Linked DNA regions of Homo sapiens: region 2 is linked to region 1. A link is a loop called in an ENCODE intact Hi-C map of the cell type or tissue named here. Cell type or tissue: dorsolateral prefrontal cortex. All regions are shown on one strand.

What was found. Peaks named below come from ENCODE experiments on the same cell type or tissue, not always from the same donor. Only the 100,000 strongest peaks of a DNase experiment are listed, where the experiment ranks them.
Region 2: a loop joins it to region 1, with 5 times the contacts of the local background. A loop is called at or near these places in 2 of 110 quality-filtered maps.

What each region holds. Positions count from the first base shown.
Region 1 is chr14:38,717,852-38,725,851 of GRCh38, forward strand. No RefSeq gene overlaps it. Among named protein-coding and RNA genes, the nearest start is that of LINC00639, 200 kb to the right of the region's middle. In dorsolateral prefrontal cortex, CTCF peaks have their summits at 4,168 (motif pointing right) and 4,371; a DNase peak (open chromatin) is centred at 4,170; H3K27ac peaks cover 326 bases.
Region 2 is chr14:38,940,096-38,948,095 of GRCh38, forward strand. No RefSeq gene overlaps it. Among named protein-coding and RNA genes, the nearest start is that of LINC00639, 27 kb to the left of the region's middle. In dorsolateral prefrontal cortex, no CTCF peak of the experiment used is centred here; DNase peaks (open chromatin) are centred at 4,836 and 7,473; H3K4me3 peaks cover 4,335 bases; H3K27ac peaks cover 7,444 bases.

The DNA of each region.
Region 1 (8,000 bases):
ATACAGTCAGCCCTCTATATCTGAGTTCCATATCCATGGATTCAACCAACCATAGATGCAAAATATTCAGGAAAAAAACCACATTTGTACTGAACATGGACAGATTTTTCTTGTCATTAGCCCCTAAACAATACAGTAAAACTATTTACATAGCATTTGCATTGCATTAGGTATAACTAATCTAGAGATTATTTAAAGTATACACGAAGATGTGTGTAAGTTATATGCAAATACTATGCCATTTTTAATTTTTTTTTAAGACATGGGGTCTCAGTATGTTGCCCAGGCTGGCCTTGAACTCTTGGGTGATCCTCCCACTTCAGCCTCCTGAGTAGCTGGGATTATAGGCACGCACCACCAACCTGTCTTTATTATGCCATTTCAAATAAGAGGATTTTGGTATCCTGGAGGGGAAGGGGGTTGTGGCGGTTTTGGCACCAATCCACCATGGATACTGAGGGACAACTGTACTTGAAAATGGTAATCAAGTCATCACTTTCAAGCCTAGTTGAATCCAGTGCTTCATCTACTCCACACCTGCACCCACACAGCTGAATGTGTCTGAAGAAAAACACATAATTGTGCTGATTGATCTCACTTTAAATTCATGACCACCCATTTCCTAACAAAGCTGACCCCTCCATTTGAACACGTAAATCTAATTCCATCTCTTCTGCTCAAGGATACAACTCCCACAATTGCCCCTTCCTCCTACATGTTTTATTTTCCCATCTGTACTCAACATGCAGTATTTCTATCATTTTTTTAAGGCACTCACAATCCCACTTTCCTGTCCTGGTATGACCCCATTTCCACACTTTGAAACAAATAGACTTGCTCTGTACAGTTTCTCTCTTCCTGTTCTCACTTAAACCCACTCGGAGTATGCTTTTGCCTGATTGCTCCATCAAAACTGCTCCTGCCAAGCTCTCCAATGATCTCCAAAGTGGAAATCCAGATTCTTCATCTTACTTGACTTAGCAGCCTTTGACCTGGTTAAACATTATTTCCTTCTTGAAGCACTTTCTTCACTTGACTTCCGGGACACCACATGGTCTCAAATGCTTCCTCTCAGTCTTGGCTGGTTCCTTTACTCCCCAACCTTTCAATGTTGGAATACTCCCAGCCTCCCTTGCCCTGGAACTTCTCTTTCTTATTATCTGTCTATATCTCTAGCTTCATCTCTCAATCTATCATGATTCCCATTCAAGTTAGAACAGGCTAAGTCTTCCTGGGTTAAAAACAACCACACCCCAGTCCCAGTAGCTTAAGAAAGGTTTCTCACTCATGTTGCCTTTCAGTTGTGGTTTGCCTAGGTATTGTATCCCATGTTGTCCTTTCTCTGGGACACAGCTCGTAGAGCAGCTACCATAAAGAGTACTGCCAGCTGCTGTGACAGAGATAAGAATGTGACATTGTGCATTAATTACTAAAGCTTCCATCCAGAAGTAACATGTATTATTTCCACTTGATTTTAGTTGGACAGAGCAAGTCACAGGGCCATGATGAGTAGAAAAATACAATTCTAACATAAAACCATATTAGAAGGTGAAATGGAAATATTTGGTGAATGACACTAGTGATTACCAAAACTCCCAAATGTGTATCTCCTGCCTAGGCTTCTCACTAAACTCTTTTTTTCATTACCTAACTCTCTGCTCAGCATCTTCACTTAGATATCTAAAACCTCAAACTGGCCGGGTACTGTGGCTCATGCCTGTAATCCTAACACTTTGGCAGATTGAGGCAGGTGGATCACCTGAGGTCAGGAGTTCAAGACCAGCCTGGCCAATATGGTAAAACCTTGTCTCTAACTAAAAAATACAAAAGTTATCTGGGCATGGTGGCGTATGCCTATAGTCCCAGCTATTTTGGAGGCTGAGGCAGGAGAATCACTTGAACCCAGGAGGCGGAGGTTGCAGTGAGCCGAGATCGTGCCACTGCATTCCAGCCTGGGCAGCAGAGTGAGACTCCAACTCAAAAAAAAAAAACAAAAAACCTCAAACTAAGCATCTTCAAAACTGAGGTCTACTCTTCTCCTCACTCCAAACCAAACCTCCTCCTACAGTTTTTTAATCTCAGTTCATGGCAACTCCATGAACTCCATATATAAGCCTCATAAGGGTTTATTGTTGTATCTTCAATGCCAAACAAAATGTGTGGCAAAAAGTAGGTTGAACAAATGAATTGATGAATAAATATTGTGTTTCTGTCTCAGTTCATGCTCTGATTTCTTCACATCTTTAAAAAATGGTAAAGTAGATACCTTACTTAAAAAGATTCTGACTAATTGAATGTAATGATCAACACTGTAGCTCGAGCATACAGGGCCTGTTACTATACCAAATACTGTGTTGAGTTCCTTGCATTCTCTGCCTCTCCCACCCAACAATTAGCCTACAAGTGCTATACAAGTAGTTCTCTGACACTGTTAGCCTCCTGAGTCCGAGCCTTCACTACCTACATCCCCTCCCTCTTCATCCCATATGGCCATTCTCTCTCCATATGTGCATACAAACCTTTTGGGAATCCATTGCATATGTCACATTTTTTAAACAGGTTATCCTGTGATGCACATTAGACATTTCTAAGACCATTTACTACAAGGTTGATTTTTCTTTGAGAACTTATTATATTTACTTTTGGACTCAACACATTTTTTCTCATTAAGCTTCTCAAGTCATCTCTCCTTACTCATCAGACAAATGCCATTCCAGGTGAGGAATTTTGTGTCCTAAAAGCCTGAGTTTTTAAAGAGCTATTTGCAAATTATTGTTATTTTCTGGATCTGACTGACATACCAGGTGAGAGTTGTCAGCTGTTAGCTGACAGTTGCAAATCCAGGGGCCTTAAGTCAAGACTCCAGATAAGAAACACAGCAGCCCAAACTAAAGGTACTATTTCCAAATACATGTCTAGGTATTTGCTTCTCTTTTTTTAGAATAAGATCAGATTATATATAAATTATATTATTGCATAGTATCTCTTTCATAAGGTCTGTTATGGTGATAAAAATCAATAAATATATGTGAAGTGCTTAGAACAGTACAATGCAATTTAAGTATGTGTTGCTATTTTCTTTTCCTTAAGATGACTAATTATTTAATAGTCTAAGTGGGTACTATATTAGGGTTCTCTACAGGGACAAAATTAATGGAATAGACATATATATAAAGGGGAGTTTATTAAGTATTAATTCACATGATCACAAGGTCTCACAATAGGCCGTCTGTGGGCTGAGGAGCAAAAAGAGCCAGTCTGAGTTCCCAAACTGAAGAACTTGGAGTTCGATGTTTGAGGACAGGAAGCACCCAGCCTGGGAGAAAGATGTAGGCTGGGAGGCTAGGCCAGTCTCTCTTTTCAGATTTTTCTGCCTGCTTATATTCTAGCTGTGCTGGCAGCTAATTAGATTGTGCCCACCCAGATTAAGGGTGGGTCTGCCTTTCTCGGCCCACTGACTCAAATGTTAATCTCCTTTGGCAACACCCTCACAGACACACCCAGGATCAATAATTTAATCCATGATTGAATCCTTCAATTCAATCAAGTTGACACTCAGTATTAACCATCACAGGTATACTCTCTTAAATTAGAATCCAAAATATAATCTTCATGTGCTGTTGTTATTAATATTTCAAATCTTTGGTAGATTAAAATAATATGACTTAAGTAGTTTAAATTCACAGTGTAATTGTAACTATACATATGTTTGGAAACCTGGATATATCAATGCAGTATGTGAGACAGGAAAATAATTAGGTTACAAAGACAGTACAGATCTAATAATTCTGTCCTGTTGGAGCACATAACAGAAGAAAAACACACGAGAGGTAACACTGAGACCTAATAAAAACAACCAAAAGGAACTGCCCAGCAGAGAGGAAGAGACTCAGACGCAGCAGTTTTGGCCGCGTAACTGATTGACTAAGCAACCTGAAGCCTGTCATGAATCGGTGTTTTATTCAAATGTGAATAAAGATGACTGCCCCAAATTTTAGTTACCACGGTGTGAAAACATTCATTTTTCACTGTCAGTCAGAAAATATAAATTCTCTGTTAGCTATGTCTCCAGACACACTCTCAGCCATGGCTGGAATAAGCTTTGATTCCATCTAGGCTGGGAGTGTAAACTACTCATTTCCTCACACTGTACCACGGCTATCCCAATACAGGCCTCCAGGAGGCAGTGTCTCTTCATTTTAACTGAGTGCATGAATTCTGCCAGTTCTTCAATATACTTAACTTCTGTCTTCATTCTCCTAGGAAACCTTTCTAGTCCAAGAGAAAGTATTCTGTAATGGTAGCCCTCCCACTGGCCCACCCATCATGGAATAATGCATCATGACTTTGCTAGGTTGGGTGAGTTCGTTCAAAGGTCACACACAGGCCTTTGGTTTCGGGAAAGGTAGAGAGAAAGGGACCACAATTTTGAGAGTAAAAGGACAGGAATGATTTTATGTTTGCAGCACTTGAGGGAAGATGTGATTTTTAAAACAGAGCTTAAAAACCTAAACAAACAAAAAATTCTTGGCCCTCATATGTGTATAGGTTGTCCTAAGGAATGCCTTTATTGCTTTACATATGACAACCAAAGTTCCTGTTGAGACCTCAGGTTGACACTTTGTTACTTTTCCCACTGAAAGTTGCTTTTGATGTTCGTTCGCACTGATTTTTACCTTCAACCAAGCCCTTGGATGTGATGTTAGCCATTGCCACTATCAAATACCCTAGAAGAGTGGATATAACCCTTTTTTGATGAGTGTCTTTGAAGTTCCAATGAGATACATGTATATTGCTGAACCTACACATATGTATATATCTTTATGCTTTGCTAACAATTTCAAGGATCTCCTAGACTTTGTTCAGTAAAGTCTTCTAGGTGAAGAAGAGAGAGCCCCTTACAGCTCTCTCACTGCTATCCTAGGTCAATTAGATTAGTCTGGTAATTAAGTGGTTTTTTGTGAACCAGTAACTGTATTGAAAGTCAAATATCAACAATTCAGGAAAACTGTCTTTGACTTCTTTATTTGGAAATATTCTATGAAGAGAGAATTTTTAATCACCACATAGGACTGATGTTTTATTTGTAGTTTGATCACCAGGTAACTGCTTCATTCATGCATTTCATTTATTTTTACTATCATTACCTCGCTTTACATAATAATATTTAACAATTACTGTAATCAGAACACTATTCACACTTTAACCAAGTGTCTTTTATGACACTCCTGAGAAAGAGATATCTCTTCTGGATAACCAAGCCAGAGAAGAATAGTTCAATAGCTTTATTACTATGATAGTGAAAGTTGATATCAATGCTAAATTGATGACTCTCTATCCTAGGATCATCAAACCACACCTTTCTCCTTTATAAAAGTCAGCAATACTTCCACATTTGCTAATTTCATAAATGATTTAGTAATATCAACTAATACAAAGTATTTGCAAAGCATCTGAAAAAAGTCATTTTCAGACAAAATCCTCATCAAGCTTAAAATTTCATGTCCTAAATTTAGAATATTATAGTCACAAAAACTACCTCCATTTTATCATAAAGTGTCTATTGATGTCACCACCACTGTCATTGTTGCAATTGTCATTCATTGGTTCAAGCTTTAAGATCAGAGTGGCACCTAGTGGTACATTCTTTTTCTTTTCCCCCTCTTTTGTTCTGCTTCAAATTATCAACAGGTACACTTTGAATACACATTGAGTACTCATTATAACAACTTTATTAATGAAATGCTTACTACCACCACTTCCCTAAACTTATAGAAACAAATCATTTTGGAATTTGAAATCTCATATTTTGAAAATACGTGACACGAAAATGTTGTTGACAGAACGGAAGCTCATTGGTAATATTTACTGACAATGAAAGTTCTAAAATGGAATATAAAAATGAGATGTTTCTTTAAAAATCAAGAAATGTAAAAGGCATGCTAATATGATAACGGCCATCCCAAGACAATAACTCAAGAATTAACTGTCTGCAAATAATCATCTGTGAAACAGTACCTTGACTTTAAAGTCCTTAAAAATGCAAGCATGAAGATAACGGAGCTAATCATACTAATTAACTCACTGTGCCTTGTAACAAATTAATTTTGAGTAAAGGAACAGGCAACTAGAGAAAAAGGCCAAAATCTCAATTAGTTAATCTGAATAGAACATAAATACTCTCAGAACTTTTTTGGCCTTTAGAATAAGAGTAGAACCGGGAGGGTGGGAGCAGTGATCACTCCATGCTGACAGCCTGGAATTGTTATTTATGGCACCGTTTTTCAGTTCTACATTCCAATGCGAGAATTTACCACGTTTGGGCAGCAGAACATGACAGGTTGACGTAGACTATCCATAACAGGCTCCACCCTCAGAGAACTAATCTAACCTGAAACTTTAACAAGCTCTTCCTATTACTAGGAATAATAGCTTAGCTTCTGTTTAAAATGTGTTCCTGACAGGCAAACTTTGTAGACTAGGTCCTGCTCAGTACCATCAGCATTCATTTTTAGTCAGCAAGTTCTAGGTAAGAGTCCTTTGCATACCTGCTACCATTTTTCAAAGACTATATCACCATTCTAATAAATGCTGATATTGTGAATGTTTAGAAAGTAAAAATATAAAGTAAGAGTCACTCCTTACTCCTAGAGGATCTAGTTCTTGTATCTGCCCATTCCTGTCTCCTCAGCTTCTTCTTCCACAGGTTTGAGCTTCCATGTCTTCAAAGGTACTCAGGTGTTACCGGCTGAAAAGCTGTGTTTCACTGATGCTACCACGTCTCTCTCCAGCCACCACCCTCAAGGTAGCCTTCCTTTCACAAAGTTCTTTAAAGGATATTCTAAATACAGTGTTTTCATGCTCTCACACACACACACACCTTAAAATTCCTGTCATAACCAGCCCCTCCCACACCACATTCATAAATATAAATAAATGAAATAAAATAAAATAAAATAAAATAAAATAAAATAAAATAAAATAAAATAAAATAAAATAAAAATCAGGCTTCCCAAACTACTTTTCTTCTGAAATCTGTCAAGGCTGACCGATGACCTCACCAAATCCAGTAGCTTTTTCTTAACCCTTAGTTTCCAAGGCCTGTCTGTTCTAGTCGACATTATTGACTACTGTCTTCTCAAAATGCTTTCTCCTCTTGGATTCCAGGACACCACATTTCTCTGATTTTCCTCCTCCCTTTACAACTCCAGGACATATATCATATATTCTCTGTCTGAGTACTATATACTTCTACTATGTGAATGAGTACAGTATTGACCACAATTATGTGTATTTTTTCCTTAAAGAAGAGAAGGTAATACAAGGACAATGGAATGACGAGGGAGAGGGACAACAATGTACTTTTTGGCCAATTACACCTTTGTGTGATGTCTGCAAAGCACACCCCATTCTGAGTAGCTAGATGTGTGGTTTAAAGGAGAACTTGGAGACTCACAGGACATAGGAGACATCTGGCCTTCTGAGACCAATTGGGTGCATTCTAAATACCTCCTGAGCCCCCAGCAGGCCTACTAACAGATATGACCTTAGGTAGATTACATTGATTCATAGCCTTTTCCAATAGCTTATTTGTTTTTAACATTATCATTTACTGTGTTTAAGATTTCTATTCAACAGACTTTTTAAAAAAAGTTTTAAACCGTAAGGATATGCTCTGACCATTTTTTGAAATTATCAGGTGTCAGTTTGACAAAATTACCAACTCTGAGTATATTCTTAATATTAAAATTACAAATGTTTTGTCCTTTATTTAGTTATTCAAGTAAGCAGAGGAAGGCACATTCTCTAAAGGCAATTAGAGGAAGCTTGTTGAAAAGATCATTTTGGTTGTTTTCATTCTGTTATGAAATGCCACTTCTGTTATAAAATGTCATTCTGTTCATTTCATTCTCTAACAAACTTCATCCTGTTAGATATCTCAGAACTCAAACTACGAAGAATTTTAAAGCAAATGAGTAAATTGATTGTGAAAACATGAT
Region 2 (8,000 bases), 220 kb after region 1:
GGCTTTTGATTCAAATCCAGGATTTGGCACTGGCCACTTAGCTCCAGAGTCCATGCTCTTAAGCCCCAGGCCACACAGCCCAAGTTGAGACTTTTAGAGAAGTCTGCTATTTCATTGCTGAACTACATAGCATAATTGATGACAGGTATACACAGGCTACAAAAAAAAAAAAAAGAGAGAGATTCCTTTGTTGTATTATAGTGACTTATGAGTGTTTTTTTGTTTTTGGGGTTTGTTTTTTTTTTTTTTGAGACGGAGTCTCGCTGTGTCACCAGGCTGGAGTGCAGTGGTGCAATCTCGGCTCACTGCAACCTCCACCTCCCGGGTTCAAGAGATTCTCCTGCCTCAGACTCCCAAGTAGCTGGGACCACAGGCACGTGCCACCACACCCAGCTAATTTTTGTATTTTTAGTAAGGTTTCACCATATTGGCCAGGATGGTCTCGATCTCTTGACCTTGTGATCCGCCCACCTCAGCCTGCCGAAGTGCTGGGATTATAAGCGTCAGCCACTGTGCCTGGCCTTATGAGTGTTTCTTAGCTCCCTCAGTAGAATACCTGGAGTCCAGACTCCTTTAAGGCTAATTGCATGCTGATTCCAATCTTATATCCCACTTAGAATAGTACTTTGTGTAATAGAGGATTTAGCAAATGTACCAAGTCCACTATGTTATACAATACCACAAAGATCCCCCAGAGAGTGATGTAATGTGCTTCAGACTTGTCATATGGCAGCTGCTATGGAACAGTAAACTTCTAATTGTGTCAATAAATAGCATGGATGAGATATGCCAAGCACCATTCCAACCAACACAAGCAGTGGTCTGGGAACAGTGCTGCAAAGATGGCAAGGTGCTGTGTCCAAAGATCTCACAGAGTCAAACATAGGTAATTGTACACATTTTGTTTTGTTTTTTGTTTTGTTTTGTTTTGTTTTGTTTTGTTTTTTGAGACAGAGTATCACTCTTATTGCCTAGGCTGGAGGGCAATGGCGCAATCTCAGCTCACCACAACCTCCACCTCCCAGGTTCAAGCAATTCTCCTGCCTCAGTCTCCCAAGTAGCTGGGGTTACAGGCATGCACCACCATGCTCAGCTAATTTTGTATTTTTAGTACAGATGGGGCTTCTCCATGTTGGTCAGGCTGGTCTTGAACTCCCGACCTCAGGTAATCTGCCCTCCTCGGCCTCCCAAAGTGCTGGGATTACAGGTGTGAGCCACCGCTCCCGGCCTGCACACATTTTTGTGCAAAAGAAATTACCTCTGCTTCTTCCCAAAAGCCTGAAATACAAAAGTAAAGGAATGAACACTAATAAACCCAAAATCATAAGAAGCTCAGTAAAGGAAATGATGTTAAATGTTAATTAATTTTGGAAGATGGTAAATAAATGGGCAAGGAATTTGGGGGAATAAGAGACAAAGTCTACCTCATAGGTAGGGTGTGGCACAGGGCTAATAGAAGACTTTTTCGGATTCTTCATCAATAGTAGTAGAGTCCCAGGTCACCTCCTCCCAACAAACACAAGATAGGCAGAAGACAAGTTTACTTCTGGAGAGGCCGAACTGGAGGTGCCCTGTGCTCCAGGCACAGCTGAGGGCAGCACTGAGGTAAAATTAAAACCGAGGAACAAAGTAAAAGTCTACATACTGAATAAACAAGAACCCCACCCCTTTCTCTCATTCGGCTCTGAGAATATAGGCTTATATTCCTCAAAAAGAAGATCAGAAAATTCCTCTCCAAAGGAAGTCATCAGCCTCTTAGAAATAATTGTGGTACTAACTTCTTAAACTATTTAAAAAGATTTTTTTGCCATTTTACACACCCACACATAAATACATACCAAAAAATTCTAAGCTCCTTAAAAACTAAATTTGTATCCTAGTCATATTTCCAGCCCATAAGACAGAGCTTTGCATGTAATAAATGCTCAGTAAATATTCATTGAACATAAATTTCAGCTGGAAAACTTCTAAGAATACAATATTTACTGCTATGCATCTAGACATGGAGTTCGATTCTTAACAGCCAAAAACTGTTCCCCCAAAACTTCCTAACTCCAACTAAAAACCGAAACCAAAGTGGCCAAGAGTATTTGTTGTGCTCAGGGTGAATATATAACACAACCTCTTCTCTCTGCTTCCTCCAGTGTGGTGTTCAGAAGCCCACTGTGTAAACTTAGATGAGATTATAGCACTGATCTTCATAATCAAAGATGGTGGTTTGATGATTGGTGCCCACACAATCTAAATAAATACATTGTATTTTCTATGGCCTATTTAGTAACATTATGATCACCTTATAAATGAAGTTTTAAGTTTGAAAACTTCTTAAAGTTGTTGAGATTTTTTTGATATGTTTTCTTTTCCTCAGAGTGAAACTCATTGCATTAGATTTTATTTATTTATTTATTTATGTATTTATTTATTTGAGACAGTCTTGCTCTGTCGCCCAGGCTGGAGTGCAGTGGTGTGATCTCTGGTCACTGTAACTCCCGCCTCCTGGATTCAAGTGATTCTCCTGCCTTAGCCTTCCAAGTAGCTGGGATTACAGGCGCCCACCACCATGCCTAGCTAATTTTTGTATTTTTAGTAGAGATGGGGTTTCACCATGTTGGCCAGGCTGATCTCAAACTCCTGACCACAAGTGAACCACCCACCTCGGCCTCCCCAAGTGCTGGGATTACAGATGTGAGCCACCATGCCTGGCCAGATATTATTTTTTGTTAAAGAGGAAGGAATGGTAATTAAGCACTTAAAAATATAGAAAGTTTTATTACAAGATAAAAGTTGGAAAATATGCACTTTACTTCTATAATTTTTTAACATTCCCTAGCCCAGGCTACACTGATTTTATGCTGTCAGTTCTGGGAAGACATCTGTGGTATTCGTCACTATCCGTTAATATTAGCTGTTGATAAGTGTCACTAAGTGATTTTGAGGTTTTAAAAAGCAATTGGTGCCTTGGGAGTTTTCAGCAAGGCTGTGCACATACCAACAGTTGGCAACAGTTCAGGAATGGGGTGGCCAAGTCGCTGACCTTTTCTTTAAGCAAACAGGTACAGAAGAAGGAGAATGGCAATAAGGGGAAAAGGCAGAAGCAAGAATCATTTTTTTTTTTTGATAGATGAGATCAGCTTCACTTAGAGAATAAACTTTTACATTATGATGCAAGGTTGGAAAACAGCAATTCTGAAACAAAGGGTGCGTTCAAGGAGGATGATTATACGTGATCCTCACAACAGCCTTGCAGGGTAAGTATTTTCACCTCCACCGTAGAGATGACAAAAACAAATATCCAGAGAGTATGTCTCTGGTGGTGGACAGACCACCAGCGACCATCCTTAACACCTTCTTCCTCCATCCCGGCAGTGGGTGTGCCGTGGCCTCATTGAGACATCCTTCCCTTTGAGCAGTCAAGCAGGAACAGCTTCTCGGAGCTCTGCCTCCTTCTCCTGGCTCTGCACTGAGGATTTCACTTCTCTAGCAACCCTTGGATAAGCACTGCTCATCACTCCATATCCCTGAGTCAAGAATGGTGCAGGAGAGTTCTTACTCTATAATGCTTCTTCTCCTTTACATAAAAGTCACTCCTCTAGAGGACATGTCACTTTGTACACCACCCCTTGCTTTCCATAATGCCATCATCTACCCACCTCCATGTCAGACCCATCAAAGAAGTCTTTGATATGAGGATCACTCTATTATTCCTTTCAACTGCTGGAAGAATGATGCAAAAAAGACAGTGGATGTGACCCAAGTTCGCTTCGCTTCTACTTTGCCATTTTGCCTGTGGCTATAGCCCAAATATCACCCTGGATACCATTGAGAACCACCTGCAACTTGGAGAGCTACCAGCTTTGGCACTGTATCCATTTGCTAATGACTGAGCTGTGCAATACTGAAGTATCTGGATTTAATTATATATCATTAATAGAAATTACAGAAATTCAAATTTCTAGTATCCAGCAATATTTGGAAAGGCTAGAAGTATTTTTTCAACATTACCAGTAACCTTAAAATAATAAAAAGATGACTAGATTCAGACCATGACCCACTGCCTGAAATGCTACCATTTCAAGACCCAGGGAGGTGATTGAGCAGGGATTATAAATAATGATCAGCTGAAAGTAGCTAGGCAGCAGCAAGAGACAGTGGGGAGACTTCAAAGGCTGCCCTTCAATGGCAGCATCACCTCCCCACACCTCCAAATAGTCTCTATTCGGGACTCTGCCCCTGTGATATAATTGACTGCTGATAACCTAAAATATTATCCTTCCCTGGCCAATGTTTATAGTTAGGTTCTACGAAAATGTCTATATCTGCTTTTCGTAAACATCCTAGTGACCATACTCCTTATAAATCTGCAATTTATAATCTTCAGTTCTTAGCACGAAAATTTAAAAATAACTCCCTTCTTGAAAAAAATTCAAATCTCATGTATACTATGGTCTTATAGTGGGGCTGGAGACTAACATTCGTGTTATCTATTCACACGCCGACATTTCTGCTTTCCTCACAATCCGTTATATATTAATATCTTCCCACACGAGTCATGTGGCTCAGTGGAAATTGACTCCATTCCAGCTCCAGGGATGGATTCTGATCAGTCTAAGTTGATCATGGTAATCCAATCCCCTTGGTTTAGGAATCCAAGCTTTAAAAAATCAACACGTGGCAGTGTTCCACAGCTGGTATCGATCCAGAGGTGAACACAAGATTTAAGTTGGTACAATCAAATTATTCCATGATTGAGCATTTTCTCCCTCTGCAACTGGATGTGAACAAAGAAGCATGTGACCAGCATGCTGTTGAGATCCATCTGGCCACCATGCAGGAAGCCAGCTGAAGACCAGCCAACATATATAGGAAGGCAGAGTCGGGGAAAAAGATCACAGAGAAGCTGAGCCAGAGCCTTGATTATACTGTGCCTGGAGACAGCCTACCTTCAGACTTCCTGCTCCTAGAGTAGTAAATGTCCTCATGAATTAAGCTAGTTTGAACCAAGTGTTCTCTCACTTCTAGCTAAAAGCCTCCTGATTGGCACTACATATATGTTACAGATATTTTTGAATAAAGATAGTTATATATTTGAAGAAAACACCTGGGCCAGGCGCAGTGGCTCATGCCTGTAATCACAGCACTTTGGGAGGCCAAGGTGGGCAGATCACCTGAGGTCGGGACTTCGAGACCAGCCCGACCAACATGGAGAAACCCCGTCTCTACTAAAAATACAAAAAAATTACCTGGGTGTGGTGACGCATGCCTGTAATCCCAGCTACTCTGGAGGCTGAGGCAGGAGAATCGCTTGAACCTGGGAGGTGGAGGTTGCGGTGAGCCCAGATCGCACCATTGCACTCCAGCCTGGGCAACAAGAGCGAAACTCCATCTCAAAAAAAAAAAAGAAGAACATCTGATGGCTACCTACCAAACTGAACATTTAACCTCTAGTGAATGGCACTGGGATTAGTGGTGTGGGAGCCAATATTGACATGGGAGGAGTTTTATGTTTCATATTGTATGTCGCTACTCTTTTATTCTCACAATAAGTATACACAACTTTTTAGTAATAATGGTTTTAAGGTAGCTGGATGAAGAGATTGACTAGTACATCTTTCAAGAATATCTCCATACCTCAATATTCTGACTTTCTTCTTTATTATTATTCTAAGAGGCTTGAAACCACCAATTATATAAGAAAAATCATAATAGACAAGGTTTATGGTGTCTACCTGGCCCAAGCATCTGTTTACTGAGAAATAGCCTACTTTACTACTTTTCTCTCCCCACACCTCTGTCTCTCTCTCCTCTTCCCCACACCCCACCACACATACACAAACACAGACAGGCCCCACAAGCTACATTTCTACTATAGACCCTGCTGTCCTGGCCACAGCCTCTTAGCCTGGTAGTAGACACCTGACCAAAATATGCTTTCTGCCCTTGACTGAAAAGTTTGTCTTTCTGCTAATAATCAGGCAGAAAGAGAATTGTTTGGATCTCAGCAGCAGGGATTAGGTTAGACATAAAGAAAAATGATGGCTATGAGATACTTAATAATCTGTTATGAGATAATAATAATTTTATAATCACAGTATGTAATTCACTTCTAAGCTTTTTGTGTATTATGTGTTTCTCTTTAGTTATTTGGGCTTTTTGTTTGTTTGTTTGTTGTTTGTTTGTTTGAGACAGGGCTCGCTCTGTCAACCAGGCTGGAGTGTGGTGGCACGATCACAGCTCACTGCAGCCTCTACCTCCCAGGCTCAAGCAATCCTCCCACACCAGCCTCCCAAGTAGCTAGGACTACAGGCACGTGCCACCACACCCAGCTAATTTTTCTGGTTTTGTAAAGACAGGGTCTCACTATATTGCCTAGGCTGGTCTCAAACTCCTAGGCTTCCCAAAGTGCTAGAATAACAGGTGTGAGCCACCATCTTCAGCCTCTTTAGTTTCTAAAAGCACATGCCACCCTAACTTTGAATGCTTCCAATAAACTCCCTTCTTGCTTAAGGAACTAGAGATGTATTTCCAATAATTTCAATCAAGAGTCTTAAACTGCGACAAGTACGGAATTGAAGTTTAAGTGTTCAGTTATTACTTACTTCCATAGGCAATATTCAGATTTTTTTAAATGTCCAGAGAGAGGCACATCCACTGGAAGACCTAAGTAGAAGTGTCTGTTTGACTTGCCCAGGATGGTTGGCTTGCAGACCGTAGCTACATATAGCTCCTCAATGCCAGAGTGATGAAGAAATGGCCATCTCAAATGATACAATATTGGGGCTAAAATAAACTAAAGATAACAGCACATATTTCATAAATTACTAAAAAGGAAAACCACATTTTACCTTAGGTATGTTCTATACCCTGCTTTATTTCAAGAAAGACTTCAAGGAGGGTTATAAAAATGCATAACAGCTGGGTGCAGTGATTCATGCCTGTAATCCCAGCACTTTGGGAGGCCAAGCAGGTAGATCACTTGAGGTCAGGAGTTCGAGACCAGCCTGGCCAACATGGCGAAACCCTATCTCTACAACAATACAAAAGTTAGCTGGGCGTGGTGGTGCACACCTGTAATCCCAGCTACTTGGGAGACTGAGACAGGAGAATTGCTTGAACCCAGGAGGCGGAGGCTGCAGTTAGCTGAGATCATGCCACTGCACTGGGTGACAGAGTGAGACCATGTTTCAAAAAAAATGCATAACATACTATGATGATTAATTTTACGTATCAACTGGACTGGACCACAGTATCCAGTTATTTGATCAAACTTATTTTAAATGTTTCTGTGAAGGTGTTTTTCATGTGAGATTAATATTTTAATCAGGAGACTTTGAGTAAAGCAGATTATTCTCCATATTATCGAGGGGCCTCATCCAGTTAGAATTTTTAATAGAAAAGACTGACTTCCCCAAAAAGGAGGGAATTCTGCCAGCAGAGTGTCTTCTCACTCAAACTGCAACACCAACACTTTCCTGGCTCTCCAGCCTGCTGGCCTACCCTGCAGATTTTGGACTTGTAAGGCTCCACAATTGTATGAGCCAATTCTTTAAAATAAATAGATGACAGATATAGATAGATAGATAGATAGATAGATAGATAGACAGATAGATAGATACAAACATCTATTAGAGTTCTCTGGAAAACTCTAATAAAAGTATCAAAGAATTTATGATAAAATCATAAAATGAGGATGGGGAAAAGATAATGCAGGGATAAAGTTTTCATCCAAGATGCATGCCATAGATCTTGCACCCTTTTTAGATATGGGCCACAATTTTGACTCTGAGTTTCCTAGCAACCAACTCAAAAAAGTAAACCTAATTATATATATAATTTAAGAGTATCCATAAAATAAAAATATAGTTGACTTGAACAATGTGGAGGTGAGGGGTGCTGGCCATGAATGTAGTCAAAAGTCCACTTAACTACTAATAGCTACTGTTGACTGGAAGCCTTACCTATAACATAAACAGTCAACTAACACATATTTTGTATGCTGCATA